Regions from separate parts of the Homo sapiens genome. Here regions 1 and 3 are each linked to region 2. A link is a contact called in ENCODE Hi-C or POLR2A ChIA-PET data. All regions are on one chromosome and are shown on one strand. Each heading gives the region's core, a stretch centred on a gene start or an enhancer-like site at or near the end of the contact. The rest is flanking DNA. Distances are from core to core; before and after follow the strand shown.

Evidence for each region. A loop is a pair of places that touch in the nucleus more often than their neighbours do. ChIA-PET counts read pairs that join two places held with the same protein, here RNA polymerase II (POLR2A). Pooled maps may share reads with other maps.
Region 1: a loop to region 2 is called in a pooled map, with 2.7 times the contacts of the local background. The contact joins two enhancer-like sites. A Hi-C loop is called at or near these places in 4 of 50 pooled maps. POLR2A ChIA-PET finds 5 or more read pairs at or near these places in 2 of 52 experiments (CD8-positive, alpha-beta memory T cell and activated CD8-positive, alpha-beta memory T cell).
Region 3: a pooled map shows a loop between it and region 2 (1.9-fold over the local background). The contact joins two enhancer-like sites. A Hi-C loop is called at or near these places in 1 of 50 pooled maps. POLR2A ChIA-PET finds 5 or more read pairs at or near these places in 4 of 52 experiments (HCT116, Panc1, SK-N-SH and 1 more).

What each region holds. Positions count from the first base shown.
Region 1 is chr17:57,354,862-57,358,862 of GRCh38, reverse strand. All of the region lies in intron 5 of MSI2 (musashi RNA binding protein 2), which reads right to left. Among named protein-coding and RNA genes, the nearest start is that of MSI2, 100 kb to the right of the region's middle. RefSeq lists an enhancer at 3,862-3,911. Within about 2 kb of position 1,407, at least 23 of the 41 ENCODE cell types and tissues checked have a DNase peak (open chromatin) inside an H3K27ac peak, as active enhancers do.
Region 2 is chr17:57,575,175-57,579,526 of GRCh38, reverse strand. All of the region lies in intron 7 of MSI2 (musashi RNA binding protein 2), which reads right to left. Among named protein-coding and RNA genes, the nearest start is that of MSI2-AS1, 31 kb to the left of the region's middle. RefSeq lists enhancers at 1-71, 72-572. Within about 2 kb of position 1,551, at least 15 of the 41 ENCODE cell types and tissues checked have a DNase peak (open chromatin) inside an H3K27ac peak, as active enhancers do.
Region 3 is chr17:57,733,173-57,737,589 of GRCh38, reverse strand. No RefSeq gene overlaps it. Among named protein-coding and RNA genes, the nearest start is that of CCDC182, 9.9 kb to the left of the region's middle. RefSeq lists a silencer at 781-959 and an enhancer at 1,627-1,696. Within about 2 kb of position 2,220, at least 2 of the 41 ENCODE cell types and tissues checked have a DNase peak (open chromatin) inside an H3K27ac peak, as active enhancers do.

The DNA.
Region 1 (4,001 bases), core at 158-2,657, 220 kb after region 2:
CCCTAGCAACATATCATCTTCGATTTCACCTACAATCTTCTTGACCATATTTACATTTTAACATGTACAACACTTTAGGTACAGACACTTCTATAAAACTGTTAGAAGTGCAATGAAAATCAGCACTTCTTTTATTTGTCCTAAAATTATTTTCCTCAAACCTTGTACTTATGGTTTTCATGGAATTTGTGTGACCTTCCCTCTTTTAACCTCACTGGGCCATTTCATTTGCACAATGAAAGCTTTGATCTAACAAACCTCCAAGGCCCCCTCCAAACGCTAATGACTAGGATCTCACATCCCATATTCACCTTTCTAATACATCACTTTCATACTCAACCTTCTCCAATCTCACTTTTCCAAAAGATCCTTGTACTAGTGATGACTTTCTAGGATGACCATTAGTCCATAAGATGCCTTTGCATGAATCAGAAAAAGATGCTTCCTTCCTTCAAATGGACGCAGCCTGGCCTCAGAGCCTTGAGTCATTCAAGGTGTTACCTGGCAAGCCCTTAACCTTAAATATCATTGCAATCTTCAGAAGAGCCAGCTTCAGCCCATGAATGCAACCACCCAGGAGAAAAAATGCCTGAAGGAGTCATTCTGGTTTTACAGGTACAAATGCTGTCCATAAACACACACACACACACACACACACCCCCCCACACACACAGAAAAACCCACGAAGATCTTTCTCTTCTTCCCTCTGCCCTCAACTTTTCACTGATGCTTTTCTTTAAGGGCAAATAGTTGCCAAGGTCTATAACTGCAAGCTTTGCAACTCCCCGTGGGAGCCAAGCCTGCCAAGTGTGGTGCCTCAAATAGCAGCCCCCAAAGCTGTGGGGTTCACTGAGTATCATTCAAGACAGAAGCAGGAAAGCATGTGTGTGACCACAAGACCTCAGAAAGGAGATGGGGCTGTACAGAGATCCTGGCTGGATGATCAAGTCACTAAGGTCAAAGGTAAGGGCAAAGACTCAGTCAAGAGAAACAACAGAGCACCTTCAGCTCATCAAAAAAAAAGATTAATGTATTAATCGGAACACTAAGCATTTCTCCCTTGAGTATTTTCTCTTCCTATTTACTGATCAAATCTTTGTGAATGAAAGCACAATCCTCTTACTGGATCAAGAACGACACATACACAAAAGCCCCTCAACTGAAAAATCAAGTCGGGCAGGTCATGATTTCACCTTTATGTGAACAGGATGCAACCACAAAGGCCTGGATAGGGAGCTGGTGGCGCAGCTCCCACCAGCGTCATCGTTAATAAGTAAGCAGCAGCGGCCTATGCAAAGCTCTCCTCGCCCTGGCAAGCACACTGACCAGGTCTGAGCAGGCACGACCCAGCGGTGCCAAGAAAGCACAAGGTCTGGGGCAGAGCAGGAGGGAGGGGAGGTGTCTGTGTGCTGCCGAATGAAGCTCAAGTGGCTGGATCCAGCTCCGAAGGCCAGAAGCTCTAAGCAGCCCCTTCTACACCACACCACCCACTTCCTAATGTTGTTTTTCCCACCGGCGGTGGACTCTGACTCTGGGTGGCCTTGGGGGTCCTGGAGCTTAAGACCATGCAGAAGCTGTCACTCGGGAGACCAGAAGTTCAGAAGTAGGAGCTGCAGCCGCCTGGGTCTGTGGTTCTTGGCTGCCCCGAGAGGCAGTTCCTCTGCTTGGGGAGAAAGCAGGGTCTTTGTGGCAGTGAACAAGGCTGTCCTCAAGGAGAAACGGGGCCAGAGCTGCTTTGTTTTCTCAGGAAGGCCTGAATCATTAAGGAGAGAGCAAGCTCTCGAGCACACAAGATGAGAACAAATCAGCCCCGAGAAGCGGGGAAGGGTCTACTGAATGGGCCCTGGGCAGCTGGCCTGGGAGGTGCAATGTTGGAGCGTCTCAACCGGTCCAAAATAACCACACCAATTTGCACACGAATAAGCAAACACAAAACCCCAAAGCGAGGACATTCAAAACCGAAAGCAGCTGCTAATCACCTGTTTAATTTTTTTTTTCTTAAATTAGCTGCAACGAAGAATTTTCAAACTCTCAAATACAATACACGGCTTAACATTTTCATACACCTGTAAAACCAGTAAGTTAAATCCCATTACAAAAGACTCCAACTTATAAAGGAGCAGTTCAAATACAGTTCTTATCAAATATAAACAATGGAAAATGATTTAGGCATAAAACATCAGTCACTGGAAATTAACATTTGAAAAAAATTTTTTTACATAAAAACCATCTGTGTATTGAGATGGTGCACTCTGCTAAACCACAGGCCTAATTAGGAAACTAGGAACCAAGGCATTACAGAGCAATGCATTAAGTTTTGTGTGTTTTCGTCTTTGGGGGAGGGGGGATCTTGCTGAAATCTTATCAATACTGTGTTGTTCTTTCTTCTCTGTACATCTAAAATGATGTCTATGTCGGATTGCTAAGAGTGCTTTTGGCTGACAGACAAAACACAACTTGTCTTAGTCTGGGGTGGTTCTCCCTGCTGACGTCCCCACCCAAGGATAATCTGCTTAAGAGTCCAACCAGGGCATCAAAGTTATCAAGAAGATAAAAATGAAGAAACATGCCCGCCAAAAAAGAAGTTATGCAAAGAGGGGAGATCTGGTATGTGTGGGTAGTAAGGTCCAGAATTAAACCTTTCTTTCCCCGTCACTCTCTTTCCTAAGCAAAAGATTAAAAAAGACTGGCCAGGCACGGTGGCTCAAGCCTGTAATCCCAGCACTTTGGGAGGCTGAGGCGGGCAGATCACCTGAGGTCAGGAGTTCGGGACCAGCCTGGCCAACGTGGCGAAAACCCAACTCTACTAAAAACAGAAAAAATTAGCTGGGCGTGGGGGTGGGTGCCTGTAATCCCAGTTACTTGGGAGGCTGGGGCAGGGAGAATTGCTTGAACCCGGGAGGCAGAGGTTGCAGGGAGCTGAGATTGTGCCATCGCACTCTAGCCTGGGAAACATAGCCCATGTCCTAGCCTGGGAAACATAGCCTATGTCATCTAAATGCCACTTTACATCTTCCAAAGTATTTGATGGATATCTTAGTTGATGCACCCAGCTCAGAAACTAAGTCTCAGAAAGGTTAAATGGCACATCCAGGGTCACAGAGCAAGTTATTAAAAGGTGAGCCAGAGTCTGGAACCCGCCAGGCCCTGCCTGCCCCCATGGCCTCTCAAAATAGCATTGCCAGAACAAGGGAGGGGGTTTGGCCCAACCCTCAGAGCAAAAGAATCATGTGGTCATGATCAGTGGTAACCACGAAAATCAGCATGTGATTATAATTCAGGAGTCTGTGTTTTGAGGGTAAAGACACCAGTTCCACTTGAGTTTTGGCACGCATCCCTAACAGAAAGGTCTGAGGCAGAAAAGGAAGAGAAAAATAAGGGAGACCAAAGAGGACAGACCAAAGCTGGACATACACTGTTGTGTCTGTTCAGCACCCCTGTCTTCAGGGAACCTACCCAGTTCCAAGGGACTATCCATCACAGACTGGTCCAAGGGCTGGACCTGTGACCTAAGCAAGGCCAATCAGGGAACTTTCCTGACAGTGATATGCAGATGCTGAAAGAAAGCAGTACTATTTCCATGGGAGCTGCCAAGCTCCTATGTGCATCCAGAATCCTGACGGCCACTTCACCAACTCATGGAAAACATTTACGTGCAAAAGGAGTGAATGAGGCCAACCCACAGAGAAAAGGAGAGAGGAGAGATGAGGGACAGAGAGAGCCATGGTGACATCACCGGAGCCCTGGGACCAGCTGTGACAAAACCAGGAAAACTCCTGGACTTTACAGTTATGTGGGCCAAGGTATTCTCCTTTCTGGTTGGGTTCCTTTGAGTTGGGTTATTTGAAACCAGAAGGATCCTGACTTATGACACAGAAGACAATCTTAAAAATATGCTGGTCACAGACTCCACATTTTTCAGACTATCTTTATTTTCAACACTCAGTTTTGTGGCCCCATAAAACCACTTCCACTCTTGCCTTCTAGAGTCTACTCTGCCC
Region 2 (4,352 bases), core at 302-2,801:
CTCAGATGTCCTGATGGCTGGCACAAGGCGGCCCTTGACTGGAGGCAGATGCGTCTGCCACTCAGAGCAGGCCACAGGGCACACCTTGAGGCCAGGCAAGGAGGCAAGACCTGGGTCTCCAACGGGAGCCACCGCCTCTCCCACCACCCAGCATGGGGGCCAGATCATCCCTGCGTCCTCCAGAGAAGGCAACCGAGCGACAGCAGAGCTTTCCCCAACTTGAAAATCACCGAGCACAGATAGCCATGTTACGGCCATTCTGCCACTTGGCCACAGAGACCAGTAACTTCAATTTATTTGTGTCTGGGGCCTTAAGGAACCTCAGCTGTCATCCTTTCCTTAGTTTATTACCAAATTTCTAAAATATTACATCCTTTATTATATCCAAATTCACTTTATTGCACTTGACAATACAGATAATCACATACCATATGCTCTAATGTTTTGAAACCAATGCATGTTGACAGCGGTTTTTATTCATGATGCATAATTCCATCCCCAGCTCACAATGAGGCATCTGAGCACCCAGCCTGGTGTTAAGACTTTTGCCTAATAACAGATTAACAATACAGCAAGTTTCCGAGACACACTCCCTCCCATGCCATTTTCTGTTTACAATGGGAAAAATGTACCTGGGCTGAAAAGATGGGCTTATCAAAGAGGAGGGGGAAAAAGAAAAACAACCCCGCATCATCACACACCCACCAGTCCCAGAGGGTTTATAATGATTTGTTACTGTTCCACGCTTATGAAACTTGATATTGAAAAGAGGAATTGGTTTTGCGCCAAGTAGCAAGGCAACTAATCACACCAACCCACACTGCTGGCCCCTGAGAATGGAAAGCACAAACTGCCCCAAAGCTCTCATTAGGAGTCTCTCTTGTTTTTACTCCTGTTTTGCTAGAAGCAAGTATTTGTCACTCCTCTACCTTGGTGAGACCATCCTTCTCCCGTCCCCTTCCCCTCATCCCCTGGGCATTCTTCTGTTCCCAATTAGCCCCAAGCTTCCTGGCGAAATGAATACAGCTGGGGATGCATCCTACCCCCCCAGTCCTGGCACCTCTCAAGCAGAAAGGCAAGGCCAGTAGGAACTGTCTTTGCAGCTCCTTCAGCGGCAGAGCCCCTTGTTCTGCGGGGTGGCTGAAGAGAAAGGGTGGATAATTTAAAGATGATCCCCTAGCTTTGCTGTAGTGCCCAGAACAAACAATGCCATTTCATACGTCCCCTAACTAAGCACTTTCATTTGCTTCAGAGAAGCACTCAAACAACTGTAAACCCATTAGATCATGTCAAACGTGGTGGGAAAGAGCTTGGGCTGTCACCAGCAGAGAATCAACTCAGATTTATAGATTCTTAAAGCTTTAATATATAGATATTTGTCTTCCCCCTGCAGATAGACAAGGGGACCAGGGCAGGGGCGGAGGAGGCAAGAAGAACGGCCCACAGCTCAGCGGCAGACAGATTGGAGTTTCACAATCATTCTCCCGGATAATGGGATTTCTCAACAAGGGGAGGAGCGGGGAGGAAGAAAAGCGAAGCCTTCACTTTGCTGAACACTTGGCTGTTTTTCCAAAGCTTTGCTTGCGGGTGGTGTGGGGGAGGAAAGAGATGTTATTATCAACAATGCCTCTGGAGTACCCAGTGACCTGCCGTGAACAAAAGCAAGTGGCGACCAAAGAAGGGCTGGAGTCCGAGGACGCAGAAACACTTACTCAGCCACCTACAAAGGAGGCCAAATGAATTAAGAGGCATCTTACTCCAAGTAATTGCTGTGCTTCTGAACAGCTTAAGTTATAACCTTTTTTCATAAATAAGAACCTACTTTCCCTTTGGGCTTACATCATGACTCCAAGAAAAGCTTTCTCTTTATTTCTTAATCATCTTCAGCAAGTAGGGGGCTCTTCCTACTACCTCAAAGGGTTTGGAATTTTCTTTTTAATTTTTTTCATTTTATCCTTTTCTCTTGCTTGTCTATCATCTACTGAGCATGGCAGTAAATAACTGGTAATTAAACCAATATCTACTGGAGACCAGGGCTTAAAGATATAATTTTATACAGAATCCTCCTGAAATATTACCAGTTGGGCTCTATGGGTCTGGAAATGGGACGGTTTGGACCAGGCTGGACTTTCATAATGCAGGACCCACCAGTGGTTTGCAAAGTGGTCCCTGGCCCCATCTTGCTGCCTCATCAATTCTAGTCTCTGAATATTTCTGGGGAAAGGGGCATCACCCCTCGGTACTTCATAAACACAGCTTGTTTGAGTTGGGCATCTTGAGGTGTTGCTAAATTCTTCAGCCCAAGGATCAGCCTTTCTCTTGGTAACTTCACAAACGGCCACTCATGGTTGGGGAAGCAGCCTGGCCCCCCTCCCAGGGGTAGTCCTTCAAGATCTAACGTAGCCACCTCATTTCTCCTTATTCGAGTCTCCTTGGTTCCTCTGGAATTTTTCCCGTAATACTGTCCTGGTCCCCATCAGACGACCTCCTCTGATGTGGTCTATCTTGTCAATGCCCCTCTTAAAATAAATGCCTGGAATGGAATATTCCACATGGGGTCTGAGCAGTGCAACCAAATACCGGACTGGACTTCCCTTTGTGGTGGCGTCCTTAGCAGCTCCATCACCTGTTGCCTCAAAGAAAACTTAACAGTCAACTAAAAAAACCCCAGGCTTCCTATAAACCATGTCAAAATCTCGCCCTGCCCAACCTTCCTTTTTTTTTTTCTTTAAAATTAGACATCGATTATAGTCATTTTTTTTTTTTTTTTTTTAAAGACAGATTCTCGCTCTGTCACCCAGGCTGGAGGGCAGTGGCGCATCTCAGCTCACTGTAACCTCCACCTCCAAGTTTCAAGCGATTCTTGTGCCTCAGACTCCCAAGTAGCTGGGATTACAGGCATGCACCACCGTGCCACTAATGTTTGTATTTTTAGTAGAGACAGGGTTTTACCATATTGGCCAGGGTGGTCTCAAACGCCTGACCTCAGGTGATCCACCTGCCTCGGCCTCCCAAAGTGCTGGGATTACAAGTGTGGGCCACTGCACCCAGCCAACATGGATTATGGTCTTCTGATTATAAAAGTAACATTCATTTTAGAGTCTTAGGAAATACAGAAAACATCTATTCCTACAACAAACATTCATTGGATACCTTCTATATGAAAGAATCTCAGCTGGGCCTTTAGGATACAATGGAGAGTAGGATCCAGCCCTTGCCTTCAAGGCTGTGAGAAGCACACAACCCACATTCTCCACGGCTAGAATGTGTGCAAGGAATAGAGTTGTTGAGCCTGAGCTCCAGGACTGCTGTTGGTTTTGTTCACCACCATATCCTCAGCCCCTGATAAGTGCCCAGCACAGAGCCAGTGTTCAGCAAATAATTATTACAGGAATCAATGGCTTTAAAGGATGGCCTTCCCACAGTGTCTGTCTTACAAATGATTCCTAAAAACTAAATCAGTTCTGACCAGAGGCAGTTAGTCCCAGACCAAGTTTTAAGTAAGAAAAATACGCCAGGGCTGCTTCTTCAATCCACCAGAGCCTCCTTTTCCAATTTTTTTTTTTTTTTTTTTTTTTTTTTGAGACGGAGTCTCGCTCTGTCGCCCAGGCTGGAGTGCAGTGGCACAATCTTGGCTCACTGCAAGCTCCGCCTCCTGGATTCACGCCATTCTCCTGCCTCAGCCTCCCGAGTAGCTGGGACTACAGGCGCCTGCCACCAGGCCCGGCTAATTTTTTGTATTTTTAATAGAGGCGGGGTTTCACCGTGTTAGCCAGGATGGTCTCGATCTCCTGACCTCGTGATCCACCCGCCTCAGCCTCCCAAAGTGCTGGGATTACAGGCCTGAGCCACCGCGCCCGGCTCCTTTTCCAATTTCTACCCAGAGCCTGGGCCAGGGGGAGTGGAATCTGCTTAGCTGAAGGTCTGAGGTGCAGGGGAGTAAGAGGACAGTGAGAAGAAAGAGCAGAAAGGAAGTCAATCCCGGGGTCCTCAGGCCTGGCCAAACAAAGCCATCTGCCTTGTCTGGAAAAGCTCATTTGCAAAGGCTTTGGTGAAAGTTCACATTTCTCCAGGCTGCGGCAGCTTGGAAGAGCCATGCAGCGACTGAAAGGTCAAACAGGAGATGCGCAGCACTCCACTCCCATTGAGCCGCCACCTAGAGCGGTGTCAAATGTGGTTTTGCCACTTCCACCGACAAGATAGGACGTTTGAGCATCTAGGGCAAATGATGCCACAGAAACTATAAGCCAGGCAAAACCCTGGATCTCCCAATCACTTTCTCTCCAGGAATAAGCTTCAGTGTCCATGGGCTGCTTGTGGAGGGGATGGGACCAGCCAGAACAGGGATCTGC
Region 3 (4,417 bases), core at 971-3,470, 160 kb before region 2:
TCACTCTAAGAGTGAGATTTCTTTGTTGACCTCTTGCCCATCTCAACCCTTTCCTTTCGGATTCCTTTCAATAGCAGAAAAGGGTAGTGGATAGACAAACTGGCCTAGCTGAAGTACCAACTCTGCTACTCGGTTTCTGCATGGCACAGGGATGTTACTCTACCCCTCACAGTGTTGTGTGATAGGACTTTCTGCAATGACGAAAATGTTCTGTAATTCTGCACTGTCAATTTAGTCGCCACCAGGCATATGTGGCTATTGAGCATTTGAAATGTAGCTAGTGGGATTTAGAAACTAAATTTTAAGTTTTATTTCATTTTAGTTGGCCATATGTGGTCAGCGGCTACAAACTTGGAGCCTCAATTTCCCCATATCCCTCATGGGGATAAAGACACTACGGGCCTCACAGGATACTTAGGTGAATTAACAGAGGGAATGCAGGTAGGGTAGGATAATTTGCTAAGACTTGTAATTATAATTCAGTTCCCTAACCCAAGAAGATAGGCTTTGTTCCTGGCCTTGGGGATTCTTGTTTGCTAGACCTCAAACAGATGTTGCCAGAGACCCAGAAGGGAATTTCGGCATTTGTGCTTGGAAGCCTAGATCATGGAGTGAAATTAAGCTGGATCAACCCAGAGTGTAGGGTGATGGAAGCAGGTGATTCTGTGTGCAAGAGGTGAAGGAGGCCAGATCCAAAGGCAAAGCTGGATCAGAACCTCAAATCTTCCAATCCACTCTGTGTGCTGAGCTGGCTGTGTGGGGCATGAGAGTCCTTCTCCCCAGGCTGGAGCAGATAAAATCTCCTTCTCTCCTCTCTCTCTCTCTCTTTCTCTTTGGAGTCTATTAAGTGCAAACAGGAGACAGCCAGCGCGTTGTCAATCAAGCCAAAGCTCACTGGGGCTGAGGTTTAGAACCAGGGTCCCTGTTCCTGGGCCAGAATCAGGACTTGAGGGAGGGGTTGCAGAGTCTGAAGGTTGGAGCTTGGTCACGATAGCCCCAGAAACAGAGCTCGCTGGGAGCAAGCAGAAGAGGTTTCTGGGGTTCCCCACCATGGGCCAACAGGCCTTGGGGCGGCAGATGGCGAGCCTGGCCAGCACAGAGTGGACACCTTGACTTTCAGAAAACCAGCCTCTTGGGAAAGGTTTTCAGAGAGCTTCCAATAGTCTTGGGCAAGAGGGCTACCTGTGTGAAAGCAGAAGGCAGGCCCTGTCCCTGAGACTCTGACAGTGGAACGCCGCTGGTTCTGGTGCCCTTGGCTTGTCTGTCACTATCGTCAATGGTTATTGCTTTGGGAGGGGTATGGCCCCATTTTTGAGTTTGACAGTTCTGGCGGAGTCAAACATGTCTCTACTAAATAAATTAGATCTCTCCAGGGCAGATCAATATTTAATGTGGGCCTTAAAAAGACCGACTCAGGAAATGAGTTTAAAAGTGGAGAATTTGCCTTAGGTAGCAATTTCTAAAATACAGTGGTATCAGGGGACAGATTATTCAAACCCAAGCCATGGATAATATAAAAACAGTTGAACAAGCCAAGTTCTTCTTCCAGTCCATCGGTGACTCTGAATCCCCTGGTTTTCCGTGTGCTACTCGCAAAGGATTAGTTCAAGTAAAAAGACACCTTAGAGAGGATCTACCCCAGGGATGGCAAAGGCCACATGCACTGCCTGGAGCCCTCCACAGGTGGCAGGCATCAGTCATCGATCCCAACACTCTTCCTGCTTGAGTTGGAGGCAGATTCATATTTTTTTTCTCAACATCTCGCTCCCAGGTAGCCACTATCTATACTGGTCACAGAGTGGCACTTGAGGTGACATTTATTTCTCATATTCATCAAGTCCAAATTTCTCATTTAGCAGAGGAGACGCTCAAGGTTACATAGTGATTAGTGGCTGATACAGGACCAGTGCCCTGTCTTCTTGTTTCTAAAATAGACTTTTTCCCCACAGGAATGTATTAGAGGTTAGGGTTCCATCAGAGATATTTTACTGACCCCTCTGTGAGCAACACAGGGCTTTCCCTGAGCAACATTTGTCTTTTTTTCTAGAGATAAAATTAGAGCATTTCAGGGCTAGAAAGCAACTTAGAGATCTTCTCCTTCTACTCTTTCTATCATGGGGAAATGAAAACTCAGAGAGGTCAAGTGATTTGCTTAGAAACACATAACAGGTGGTTCTTTCCTCTGCAGCAGCAATGTGCATTTCAGTCCTGGAGTTCTCATTTCAAGGCCTTAGGCAAAGTACACACATTTTCGGACTGCCGTTTTCTGGTCAGAATCTCAGGAACTAAGACTTGCAAAAGGTGTGTGTTTTAAGAAGTGCATAGCATCTACCGTTGATATATTTTGATGTTTACAATACACTTCCAGATTTACTTTCTAATTACATTTTGTTTGGTTGGTACAAAAAATTGCTTTGTATTCCCTAAACAAATAGTAGCTGGGAATCAAGATTTGTGCTGGGCCACAGAGGGAGGAGTTGGTTTTGTGCAGAAATCTTTTTAATGATTTGTGTGTGTGTGTGTGTGTGTGTGTGTTTGTGTGTGTATGCACGTGTGAGTGCAAAATGACAGTTTCTAAGACAAGGAAGACATTTTTTCTTTCTGGGGTGGAGGGGCAGGTAGGTGGCGTTTCAGTTCTAGGTTTCAGACCACTTATGTGGCCTCTATTTCCTCATCTATAAAATGGCAATAATGATACCTGTCCTCTTAACCTCAGAGGCAGGTTGTAAAGGTTGAATGGAATAATGCCTGTGAAGGAGTTTTAAAAAGTAAGAGATTGTTGAGACTGGGCACGGTGGCTCATGCCTGTAATCCCAGCACTTTGGAAGGCTGAGGCAGTGGATCACCTGAGGTCAGGAGTTTGAGAGCAGCCTGACCCACATGGAGAAACCCTGTCTTTACTAAAAATACAAAAATTAGCTGGGCGTGGTGGCACGCACGTGTAATCCCAGCTACTCAGGAGGCTAAAGGAGGAGAATTGCTTGAATCCAAGAGGCGGAGGTTGCAGTGAGCCGAGATCGTGCCATTGCACTCCAGCCAGGGTGACAGAGCGAGACTCTGTCTCAAAAAGAAAGAAAGAAAGAAAGAAAAGTAAGGGGTTATTGAGACAGGCAGAGAGGATGGAGCCAGTAGATTGTAGAGGGGGCAGCTCTCAGGAGTGGAGTAGTGGGGGGTGGAGGAGAAGTAGATGTTGCCTTGACACTGGGATGCTGGCAAGAATTTCCATGCCCTCATTACATGAGGTGCTCCTGTCAGATTTAAACCAAGCCCTCCTTTACTGCTTGAGACGCTGCGATATTTTAGGAATGGCAGCCCAAAGACATTCTGTGTTTTTAAAAGGTCTCTTTCCTGAATTTGCCACTGGGTATTATTTTTATGCCACTGTTCTGTTATCCAACTTCAAAATATACATCATATTTATATTGCCTCTGCTAAGCATATATTTTTATTTTATTGCTTACCATGTGGGTGACATTCGGTTATTGAATGTCTGGAGAATTGGATCTGGTTGTTGTTTTTTATTCTTCCCTTCGTAAGTGCTTGCTCTGATGTATTAATCTTTACAAAAGCAATGAGACAGGGACACATGAGCATTCACACTCACACACACACTAATCACATTGCCATTTTGTCTCACTTTGCGGGTGTGTGGCTACATTTATAAGAGCCGACAGATCTGAAATAGGTGGTCTGAACTGATTCAGGTGGGGAGCAATGAAGCCAGCCACCTCCCGGGGACTCAGTTAGGGAGGGAGGGAGAGAGAGCCTTTTGTCTTCTGTTTGTGAAGGACACACCAGGCGAGAACCAAGGAGGGAACCATTGTAAGTCTGAGCTGGAAGGGACCCTGGGGATATATTTATATGTCTATAAAAATATAGGCATATGTTTTATAGATATTTTATATCGTCTATATCCACATATCTATCTAGCATCTCACATAATTCCTGATCCTGGGATCAATAAATGGTTATTGAATGAAGGAACAAAAGAATAGTTATATAAACCCTTTACTGAAGTCGTATTCTGTGCAAGACACTTCACATGCACTCTCTAAGCCTCTCAGCATCTCCACAAAGTAATCCATTTTGAAAATAAGGGAAACTGAGTTCCTCAAAATGTTGTACATAAAATTGTCATATGACCCAGCAATTCTACTCTTTTGGGGGGTATGGACCTAAAGAAATTGAAAACAGTTACTCAAACAAATTTTGTACATTCATGTTGTCACAGCATCATTTGCAATAACCAAAGCATGAAAACACCTCAAATATCCAGCAATAAATGAATGAATCAGCAAATTGTGCCATGTTCATACAAAGGAATATTATTATGCCATAAAAAGGAATGAAGTGCTCATATGTGCTACAACATGGATAAAATTCAAAAATATGATGTTAAGTCAAAGAAGCCAGACAC